3 separate regions of the Homo sapiens genome follow, and all the other regions are linked to region 3. A link is a contact called in ENCODE Hi-C or POLR2A ChIA-PET data. All regions are on one chromosome and are shown on one strand. The core of a region is the stretch at or near the end of the contact, and the rest is flanking DNA. Distances in the headings are between cores, read along the strand shown. Region 1 holds the start of LINC00471 (long intergenic non-protein coding RNA 471). Region 2 holds the start of ITM2C (integral membrane protein 2C). Region 3 holds the start of ARMC9 (armadillo repeat containing 9).

Region 1 (3,656 bases), core at 520-3,019, 320 kb after region 3:
CTTAAACCTATCTATTTTCAAATTCCAAAGGAGAGACTCTCAGAAGAACATAGTGAGGACTATGTCAAAAGAAGAAATATGAAAACATGTTTGGCAGGTACACAAAGTAATAGACTTTTTTTTTCTTTTTTATTTTTTAATTTAAAACAGCCAGGCAGGGCTGAGGGAAAGCACCGCCCTCCTGGGCCATAAATGAATGGATTTTAATGAATCAATTTAAAGAATGAAGAGATTTAAACCAGTATTACCAGAAAACCAGTATCACTTTACAAACAAAGAACACCTTGGCATTCCCAAAATAACCCACACTTGGTCACGATACATTATGATGTATTACTCTTTGCATAACATTGATATTCAATTTGCTAATATTTCTGGAATTTTTGTATCTATGCTCATTAAAGAGAGAGTGGTCTGTGATTTCTCAAAATGACCTGGTCAGGTTTTGGTATCCAGTTTAGTGTGGACTTGTAATACTAGTTGAAAAGTGTTTGCAATAGCACTTTTGAGGTTTGTGTTTTTTGTTTTTGTTTTTGTTTTTTTGCTTTGAGACCGACTCTGTCTCCCAGGCTGCAGTGCAGTGGCACGCTCACTACAACCTCCGCCTCCCGGGTTCAAGCAATTCTCCTGCCTCAGCCTCCCGAGTGGCTGGGACTACAGGTGGGAGACACCACGTTCGGCTAATTTCTGTATTTTTAGTAGAGACGGGTTTCACGATGTTGCCCAGGCTGGTCTCAAACTCCTGAGCTTAAGCGACCCACCCTCCTCTGCCTCCCAGAGTGCTGGGATTACAGGCGACGGCCACCCAGCCCGGCCAACTTTTGAGATTAAACAATGCAGTTTAACTGCTTTACTCTGGATTTTAATTGTTGGCATTAATAATAAATTCTACTCTGCTCAACTCTGTACATATAATTACCTCATCTCTACTGCCATTGTCCTTAGCTTCTGACATCTCATCTTCCCCATCTTCTACCTCCTTTGGGGAAAGACTTATTTTCTTCAGTTCACCTTGACCTTTTTTCCTGCTCAAAATAGACAAGATTATTATTAGGCACATGACAAGGCCTTCACACATTCCAAGCCAGGCACGTTTTGTCTCTGGTATTTCCAACAGTAAACTGGCATTTGGAATAAACTTATGTTAGGCCTCATCTTAACTTTTAATTTTCATTTGGTATCTTTTACTCACACCAGCGAACAGAAAAACAAATACAAAAGGTGATTTTTGATGTTGTAGGTGAGGTCTCCCATACCTCTTCTTTTGCCACAATCGATAAGTGGAAACTCCTTAAGAAAAAAAAAAAAAAAAAAAAAGACAAATTCCCAGGAATTCCTTCCTATTCCTCTCATTCTGATCCGTCACGTGTTTTCAAGTAACTGTTTAAAAAATATATATATAGTTCCACTACAGACTACTCAAATGGAAGCACATTGGGCCAAAATACAGGGGACAAAGGGCCAAAAACAGTACCTGCAATTCAAGTACCTTTACTTCGCCAGTCAGATAATTCTGTGAACTGGGTCAGCGTCCATCACTACCCCCACCAGAATTCAGAACACACATGAGTCTATAACCCTCGCTGCCCACAGCAGCCCTTGTCCCTAACAGGTTTTCCTTTAAGGCTGTCGCGGTGCGCCCCTGCAAGCCACCGCGCGTGACGGACGCGGGCACGACGCCTGGGGACAGCCCGAAGAAAACCGCAGGCGCCGACACGCTGGTGACGCCCTCTCAGCTATTGCCCCAGATCCAAGGCGCGCGGGGAAGACGGCCACGTAAAGATACGGCGCCCTGGTGACTCCGCCTCGCCCAATCAGAGCCCGCGCAACCCCTGAACCAATCCTGAGCCGCGACCCTGGGAGGGGCGGGCGGTGCGGGAGCCTGGGGGCGTGAGTCTTGAGCCGGGGTGGAGGGGGGGCCGCACGTGCTGCGCCTGCGCGTGGAGCGGACATTTTGCTGCGGTCTAGCGCGGGAGGCGGGGTTTTGGGTTCGCTGGTCCAGGTGCGCGCGGTGTCCCAGGTCTTCGCGCCAGGTTGGCGCGGGAGAAGGCCGAGGTGCCCCAGAGTTCGAGGAGTTGGTGACGGTCACGCGGTGCGACGCTCCATGGCGGAGGGGCAGTCGGAAAGTGAATAGCACTCGTTAAAAGCGACCAGTCCGTAAGGGCGCGTGTGTCGGCGCCGTTACGGACCCCAGCGCTCGGGGTCGTTAAACCGTTTAAGTCGCGTCCCGCCCAGTGAGGGCTATGTTAGCGTCCTCGCCGTTTCCAGCCGTGAAGGAGGCACTGAGACGACAGCTGAGGGTCTCTCCGTTAAGGCTGTCGCTGCTGTAGGGGCCCTCGCCCGCTGCGTGTTTGTGCCACCCAGCGTACTGGGTGCTTTTTCAAAATTTTATCATGGACGTCTCAAAACACACGTGTGACTTAGATGGTAAAAGTTTCATTTTTCATTTAAAGAAGTTGAGGCTCGGTAGTTAAGGTTTAATTCTCCATCACTTAATACTCTCGTAGTTTTTTGAGTTGGACTGTCATGAACATGTGCTCTCACAAGGCCTCATGGCCATTAACACCAGTAGCCCCAGTAGGAGGATCAAGCTCCTCGGAGTTAGCCCCATGTTGGAACTTGAACAGTGACACTTTGGGGATATTGTGTGTGTTTTTAGGGGATAGGGAAGGGTGATCTTGAGTAAGGAGCCCTGGCCTTATCCTAGCTTCAGAAAGACCCAAACTGGGAAAGAATGAGAATAGAAAAAACAATCTGCCTACCTGTTTTAGATTTGGTACCTCACCAAACTCTTGTTACCTAGCTAACTTTATGAGATTAGCCCAAATATTTTAAGAAAATATTATATATATCTGATCAAGAACAACTGAAGAAAAGGCAAAAGCCCATTTCATTTAAGAACAGATGCAGGGTTCAAATAAAGTATTAGCAAATTGAATCACCACTCCCTGCCAGGAAGTATTATTAAAATCAATAACAAGGACAGGATAAGTCACAAGCAAAATCCATAAATGTGCCAAAATATGGCACCTTGGCAGTTGAGAAAACCACAGAAGCAAGGTCTCTGTAAGTAATCTGCTCCCTCCCATAAAGCAGGGTCATAAAGGAATTCACTGGCCTACCTCATGTGAAGTAGGTTGTAAGACCCTCATTCCAGAGGAGTCTTGTGCCATACCTGGGGAGGAGAAGTGTCATGCAGAGACGCAAGAAAGAATCTGAGCAAACGGGCCATGCCGAAGTCTCCTCCCACCCCTATGTATGACCATTAGATGATGCCCCTTTTGTCCAATCATGTTTCTGCACAACTATCTACTTCTTTCATCAGACTTAGCATAAAAATACAGTTTTCTTTAGGTCATGGGGTCTTCGTTTCTTAAGGTTCCTGTGTCACATAAGACTTTAAATTTGTTATGCCTTTCTCTCATTAACCTTGTTATAGGGGTGTCAGCCATAACCCTTAAGATGGGAGAGGAAAATATTTTCTCCCCTACCAACGAAATGATGACAGATTTGACCACATTACAATTTACAACTGCTGGATGCAGGAGTTTCTATAAACCAGTTTAAAACATAAGGAACAAATTAGAAATATTTGTAACATATACAAAACAAATTTAATATTGTAATATGAATGAAATACAAATCAAGAAAAAAAC
Region 2 (3,821 bases), core at 656-3,155, 330 kb before region 3:
AAATTTAGGAATCACTGCACTAGGTTGTACGCCCAGCACTTGGCCGGCATTGAGTCCATGGTCAAGCGTAAGGAGAGGCCCGAGGGGGATGTGCACAGTGCTGAAGGTGCACAGGAAAGGGACTTATCCCAGCCGGTCTGGGAAGGCCTTCCAGGGGAAGTGGGGTGCTCGCCTGCCAATCTCAGGCATGTGGATGCTTCACCCAGGTGGCCCTGTCTTGCTGACCAGAGATTTGTGCCAAACCAGCTCTGCGACCCTGGGTTTAGTCATGCTACCTTCTATCACTATTAACATGAGGCTAATGTGTAGGTCACAGAGGCTGTGATGAAAATTAAATAATTGAATGCACGTGAAAGAATGCCACTCATAGAAGGTTTCACATGACCACATCCTTGGTGGCTGGGTTGTGTCTTGGGCATCTCTGTTTTCTGCCACAGAGCTTAACACAATGCTTGGCACACAGGGGTGCTTGGAAAACACTGAGTGAAGGAATGCATGTTGGGGGTGTGGCCTAAGCAAGACGTGGAGCTTGCCTTCTCCAGACACCAGGTTTCCCATGGGATCTGGAGCAGGTGATGAGCGGTAGTCCATAACACCTTCCTCTCTGGCTCTGTGCCAAACCAGATTCCTCCTCGTCTCCTCCAAACCATCTGTCTTCTTCCACCTCCCCATTCCCTCCCCCCAGTTCCCCAGGCTGGTGGCCTTAGCATCAGTTAGACTTTCTTCTTTCCCCACCTGTCTGTCCTCAAGGTTGCTAGGTTCATCCAAGATCTGAGCCAAGAGGTCCGGGTCTGGGACGTGGGCGCTAAGGGCCCAAGGCAGCTGCAAAAGACCTGAAAGGTGAGAAGAGAGATCAGTGGAGGACCCCGGACTGTCCTCAAGAAGCGGACGGACTCCCCTGCCCTCCACTGGCAGCCCAACAGCAGAACCAAAGCGGACCACTCAGCACAACCTGTGTGTGTTGCTGGGCGCTGTCCCTGGCCCAGTCTGGACCAGGAGCAAAGAGGAAAGATTCAGGGCGTTAGTGCCAAGAGCAGCCATCCCAGCAACAGAAGCCCCTGCTTCCCCAGTACCCGTGATACTTGGGAGGAGCAGAGTCTTGAGTGGAACCCGAGCCTCTGACACCCGCCCTGGGGGTCTTCCCTCCACTCTCGCCAGGGTCCTCCTGGATGAGTGAGACAAGGGCAGTTCAGGAGGTCACCCAATAACTGAGGTCGCAGCAACACGAAGGAGCCAGGGAGCAGGGGCGGCCTTCCCTTCTCCACTCCAGGCGGCTCCAGCGTGCACCCCAGGACCCCCCAGGAAGGTTTTGCAGGAATAAAGAATGAAGGCAGAAGCAAGATGGAGGATGAAGGAGGCGTGGATGGCTTCAGAAGGCAAGACGGAGGCAGCAGTTTGGCGCCTGTCTCAAAGCCTCCTCCCCGCGCCAAGGACAGGTCGGAGGAGGGGGGCGTGGGGACAGGTAGAGCGGAGGCTCCAGCGTTTCTAAAGGGGAAGACCTGAAGTGGGGCAGGAGAGACGGGTGAGTTGTCTGGAAGCTGCATTTGCCTGGCAAACACTGGGTTAACAAAGACTTGCGTTGCGGGGATGCTGGCCTTGGACAGGGAATGCGAAGGGATTATGCTACGGAGAACGGATCCGAGCGTGACGGCTGAATGAATGAGTGAGCGAGTGAGTGAGTGAGTGAGTGAGCGAGCGAGTGAGTGACTGTGCGAGCGAGCGGCAGAAGGAACTCCGACCCGCCCCAGGTGCGGAGCGGCGCGCCCGGCAGGGGTCACTGCGGGCCCCGCGGGCGGGAAGGGGGCGCAGGCGCGGCGGGCGCCGGGGCCCTCCCGCGGGGACGGGGCGGGGAGGGCTGGGGGTGGGGTTAGAGAGAGGGACGCGAGCGGGATCCAAACTTCCGGTGCCTGCAGAGCTCGGAGCGGCGGAGGCAGAGACCGAGGCTGCACCGGCAGAGGCTGCGGGGCGGACGCGCGGGCCGGCGCAGCCATGGTGAAGATTAGCTTCCAGCCCGCCGTGGCTGGCATCAAGGGCGACAAGGCTGACAAGGCGTCGGCGTCGGCCCCTGCGCCGGCCTCGGCCACCGAGATCCTGCTGACGCCGGCTAGGGTGAGAGGGTCTGGGGCTCAGGCGGTGGGGCGGGGGACCCAGGCTCACGACCCAGGCGCGCCCCGTCGGCCCTGGGGACTGCCCGAGGCGCGTCAGGGCCCCAGAGCCCGGGGTGGAGCAGGGTTGGGAAGTCTCGAATGGTTGCTTATCCCAGAATGAGGAGGGGGCTTAAGTCCCGTACTAAAGCGGCAGCCAAAAGCTGAAGTCCGAAGAGTGGGAGGCGTCTGGTTCTGGTCTTCAGGTGGAGAAGTGCTCGAGGTCTCTTCCAAAAGTGGGGGCCCCCTCGCCGCCTTATAGGGGGAGGGGGCTGGTCCGAAGAAGTTCGAGGAATGTTGGTGGGGGGGTACGCGTCTGGTTCCAATCAACTGGGAAAGCCGCGAGTCGAGTCCCCAGGTGGGGGATGGGAGGAGGGTTAGACGTAGTTTTTCCAAAGTAGGGCGGTGGGACCTGATTGGCTGGGGAATTGGGGGTGGGGGGGTCTGGTACCAACGAAGAGGGTGGGGCCGTTGATTTCCTCCGAAATTGGGGGCTGCGAGGGACAGAGGATGTGCTGCTGGCCTGCACCGGAATTGACAGACCAGAAAGTGATGAAATGGAAATCAGCCAGAACCGACGGCGCTGCGGCCTCTGGACGTCGGGGGTCCGAGGCCGGGTGCCCCCTTCCCACCCCACGCCCTGCCGTCTGGGCCTCCCTGCTCCCCTCTCTTTTCTCCATTCCCAGCCTCTCGCTGGGCTGTCCCCCGACCCCACGGGGAGGGCTCCCAACTGCCCCAGTGCCCTTGCATCCTGGGTCCCCGGGCTCTGTGCGCGTTCCCCCACCCCTGTCATCCCCCTCCCCTACCCCGGCTTCCTCCACTTTCCCTCTGGCCGGGGGGGAGAGAAGGCATTTCCGCCGTGGAAAACTGTCTGAGCTGCGTGCCTTGTGTCCGGGAAGGGCCCGCAGGGGGCAGAACGCGTGGCGGGCAGGGACAGGGAGGGAGGGAGAGCTGGCCCAGCCAGGTTTTATTGTGCCTGGCAAAGGTGTCTACGTGGGCGCCGCCCCCAGCGGTCTTGTGGCTTACCAAGCCCATGTCCTCCCCGCCTCCCCACCCCGCATTGAGGCAGGACTGAGAAAGTCTTTGTCCACTGCTTCCCCACTTCCAGATGCAGGCTTCTGAAGAGTCTTCCTGAACGCCTAGCCCCCTCCCCAGGTTTTGTGGCTCAGGTTCAGTCTTGCCTGGGGCATTAAGGGGCCTGCAGAGGATGACCTGGACCCTGGAGGAGGGGGCGCCGGAGAGGGCCGTCAGAGTTGGGTGTCAGCCTGGGCAGAGACCCTGAGTGAGGAATGCCAGGAGACTGAGAACCCCCTGCCCTTTTATGGTGGTCACTGCAGCAACCAGTGGCTCAGAGCCACAAGAGTTCAACAACCACCTAGGCGAGGTTGGGGGTTGCTGTGCACCCCATGAGAGCAGCTCCCCCCTTTTCATCTGAAGCTTAGGTGGAGGGGGCGCTCCATATTTGAAGAAGATGGTTCTGCAGCTTTAAAAGTTTGCAAGGGGTTCTTCAAGACTCCTTTTCTTTGGAAGGGAAGCTGCCCTCCACTCAGCCTGGGGAGGGGCAGGGATGGGGGCAGGAGGCAGCACGCTTGCCCATCTCTTTTCCTAGCCACCTCTTCCTGGAGATATTTGAGGAGGGAGGACCAGGTCAGACAGTGGGAGGGTGTTATTCCAACT
Region 3 (3,349 bases), core at 636-3,135:
TAATCAACCATGAGACAAAGAATGAGAAGCTGAAAAGTCTGTCCTTGGCCTTGCCGGCAGACTCAGGCAGAAGGGAAAAGGTCTGCATTTGTCCTTGTCACAGGTAAACAAGGGGGTCATCCGTGCATCATATGGGAGGCATGAGAAAGACAGGACTGTGGGTCTGATGAAGTCATATGTGGAAGGGTAGTTCTTTCTGATAAGCTACTTCCCAGAACACAAAAGTGTGGAGGATTTTAGAAAACAAAAGGTTTGGGGGTGCGTGGGTGAGATTTCTTAACTGTGGCTGTTTTCTAAGAGCACACAGCTCAGGTTAATTACAACATTGTCAATCAGTAAAATGCTGAAAATATTATTCATCTCATAGATGTGGTGTGAGAATTAAAAACTTTTTTTTTTTTGAGACAGAGTCTCACTCTGTTGCCCAGGCTGGAGTACAGTGGCGTGATCTCGGCTCACTGAAACCTCCATCTTCCGGGTTCAAGGATTCTCCTGCCTCAGCTTCCCGAGTGGCTGGGACTACAGGCACATGCCAATACGCCCAGCTAATTTTTGTATTTTTAGTAGAGACAGGTTTCACCATGTTGGCCAGGCTGGTCTGAAACTTGTGACCTTAGGTGATCCATCTGCCTTGGCCTCCCAAGTGCTGGGATTACAGGTGTGAGCCACCGTGCCGGGCCTGGTGTGAGAACTAAAGAAAACAATCTATATGATTCACTTAGCACAATGCTGGGCACACATATAGGCTGCACGTTTTGCAAACAAAAATACAGAACAATATAACATCCTACATGCACAATAAAATGAAGCAGTTTTTGGGATTTACTTACACTAAAACATTATCTAAAATTTACATTTAACTGTGTGTTCTATATTTTGTCTGGCATCTCCCGGCATACAGTTGTGTTGACGATAAATATTATGGCCATGGATTGAAGATTTATTTTCAATCCATATTACCTGGACAGAAGATAGGGCTCTCTTCTACTAAATACAGCTTTTTTTCTTTTGGAAGACAATCCACTGGCAGGGTTGGGGACTGGGGAAGTGGTGGCCACAGCCCATCTTAGGGCTTCTTCAAAGGCGAGCTGACCTACCTTCTCCGTGCCCCATTCCCTGTCTCTGGCCCTGGTAGCCTCCTCCTTCTTGGAAGCATGGAGGTGGAAACACTGAGGTGGCAACGAGAGACTCCCACGGAATCTCAACGCCTGGAGGGGAGGGATTTTCTATCCATGGCCATCTCTTCACCCTCCAGCACAAAGTTGGGTGACTAGCAAGTGCTCATTCAGTGCTGATGAACTTCAGTTCAAAAGCATCAGGTGCAAAGAGAGGGAAGACGTGTGCTCCTGATTTATTTTTAATAGCCCACATTTGACATGGAAAACAAAAAGTTTCTCTGAAATCCTTGGAAACCGCTGCAGTGGGGCGGGACCCTGGTCCCCGGAGCTTTAATGCACATCTTGGGCGTCACTTTTGGTTCTAAGGTGGCCCCAGGTCCCTCCTTTAAGATGGGAATAACCATGCCTGACTCTTTCCCCACGGACACCACACTGTCCTAGTTTGTGTTCTCTACGCGACCACGAGCTCCTTGAGACAAGGGGTTGAGCCTGCTCCGGCTCATCCCGAGAGCCGGCGCAGCGACTGGCGCAACGAAAGGGAAATGAACGAATGAATGAACGAACGAAAGTGGAGTGGTGGAGAGGACCACAGAAGACGCGGTCATCCAGCGCGTGAACCTTCACCACTGCTGGGCTGTGGACCCTCACTTCCGCCGCCAGGAAGTTTCGGGGTCGCCCACCTTCCCTCCCAGGCTGCTCCGCGTCGGCGGCGCCCCGCGCGATTGGCTGCGCCGCCCCCACGTGACGCCGGGGTGGCGGCGGCGGTTGCCCGGGTGACGGCTGCGGAGGTGGCGGCCGGGCTGGGATAGCGCGAGTGTCCGCGGCCGAGCAGCAGGTAAGCGCGTCCCCGGATGCAGCCGGGCCACCCTCCGCCCGCCGTCCTGGTGCTGGGAGGAGCAGCGGTGCGTTTGGAGGGCCGAGGCTCTGCGGACCTCTTGTTCCGAGGAAAAACCCGACGCGCCCGCTCCGCCGCCGCCGGATGCTACCACTTCTCGCCTGCGGTCCAGGGATCTTTCTTCGGCAAGGGCCGAGGCGGCCGCCTGGACATCCCAAGAAAGGACAGGCCCAGCTGCTTCCCGCAAGTAGTCCCTGATCTTTGCTGCAGTGGGCCATACTTGGAGGGGGTCCCTCAAGCCATCCAGCTGGTGGTGGCGGCGCGAGCGGGTTATCCGGGATTTAGATCCCCCTGATAATCTCCATCTGCTAGCCGCGTTCCTGAGGCACCCAGTTGAAGTCCAGACTTCACCTAATCTTAGGAAAAACAGGATGCGTGCTATGCAGATTCGGCTTCCATACAAATCCCATAATCCCACCCGTTTGTGGGCCCTAAATCTTTCTTATATAGGAATTCAAAAGCTGCCGCTGCAATCCCCAAATGTAACTGGAAAAGTTTTTCTTAGTTTCCGCATAAAGGAGAGCACTGGTTCTCAAACTTGAGAGTGTGTAAAAGTCACTCAGGGAGCTTGTTTAAAAGGCAGATTTCTGGGCATGGTGCCTGCCACGGTGTTCAGTAAGACCAGGGTGGAGGCAGGAATTTTCATTTGCACAAGCGTGCCAGCTGATTCTGATTTAGGTGGTCCAGACTTTGGGAAATACTGTGTAGTGGTTCTTTTCAGCCGCTTAGTCACTTACTGTGGCTGTTGGGAGTGTGTCAGACTTCCTGGGCCTCAAATTGCCTCATCTGGAATGGGAAAATATAAACTATATTCACCTGTCAGGTTTACTATGAAGGTTAAATGTAAAACATTTTGCACATTGCCTGGCATACCATATACCTTCAATAAATGATACCTATTATGATATAAAAGTTTAGAGAAAATTCTGTAATTTCTTTTTCTTTTCCTTTTTTTGAGACGGAGTCTTTCCCTGTCGCTCAGGCTGGAGTGGAGTGGCATGATCTCGGCTCACTGCAACCTCCACCTCCTGGGTTCAAGCGATTCTCTTGCCTCAGCCTCCCTGGTAGCTGGGATTACAGGTGCAGACGCCACCACGCCCGGCTAATTTTTGTATTTTTAGTAGAGATGGGGTTCCACCATGTTGATCAGGCTGGTCTCGAACTCCTGACCTCAGGTGATCCGCCTGCCTCAGCCTCCCAAAGTGTTGGGATTACAGGTGTGAGCCACTGTGCCTGGCCAATTCTGTAATTTCTAAGAATGTTGAGTAATAGGATACCCAGCAGCACTCACATTCAATGACAGTTGATCACAGCAGATACTATTTAAACGGCTTAG

The links. A loop is a pair of places that touch in the nucleus more often than their neighbours do. ChIA-PET counts read pairs that join two places held with the same protein, here RNA polymerase II (POLR2A). Pooled maps may share reads with other maps.
Region 1: a map with no recorded cell type shows a loop between it and region 3 (9-fold over the local background). The contact joins the promoter of LINC00471 here to the promoter of ARMC9 in region 3. A Hi-C loop is called at or near these places in 1 of 37 single-sample maps with no recorded cell type and 7 of 50 pooled maps. POLR2A ChIA-PET finds 5 or more read pairs at or near these places in 1 of 52 experiments (OCI-LY7).
Region 2: a pooled map shows a loop between it and region 3 (2.9-fold over the local background). The contact joins the promoter of ITM2C here to the promoter of ARMC9 in region 3. A Hi-C loop is called at or near these places in 1 of 37 single-sample maps with no recorded cell type and 2 of 50 pooled maps. POLR2A ChIA-PET finds 5 or more read pairs at or near these places in 4 of 52 experiments (H1, Panc1, common myeloid progenitor, CD34-positive and 1 more).

The regions. Positions count from the first base shown.
Region 1 is chr2:231,512,608-231,516,263 of GRCh38, forward strand. LINC00471 (long intergenic non-protein coding RNA 471) reads right to left here and starts at 1,770. Exons shown (of 5, transcript NR_199863.1): 1 at 1,490-1,770; 2 at 920-1,025. RefSeq lists enhancers at 1,113-1,922, 1,493-1,672 and a silencer at 1,783-2,002.
Region 2 is chr2:230,863,037-230,866,857 of GRCh38, forward strand. It overlaps ITM2C (integral membrane protein 2C), which reads left to right and starts at 1,906. Exons shown (of 6, transcript NM_030926.6): 1 at 1,906-2,109. The coding sequence starts at 1,990. RefSeq lists enhancers at 590-1,248, 1,907-2,565, 2,566-3,222 and silencers at 1,656-2,025, 2,126-2,215, 3,006-3,105.
Region 3 is chr2:231,196,746-231,200,094 of GRCh38, forward strand. ARMC9 (armadillo repeat containing 9) reads left to right here and starts at 1,886. Exons shown (of 25, transcript NM_001352754.2): 1 at 1,886-1,953. RefSeq lists a silencer at 1,692-2,031.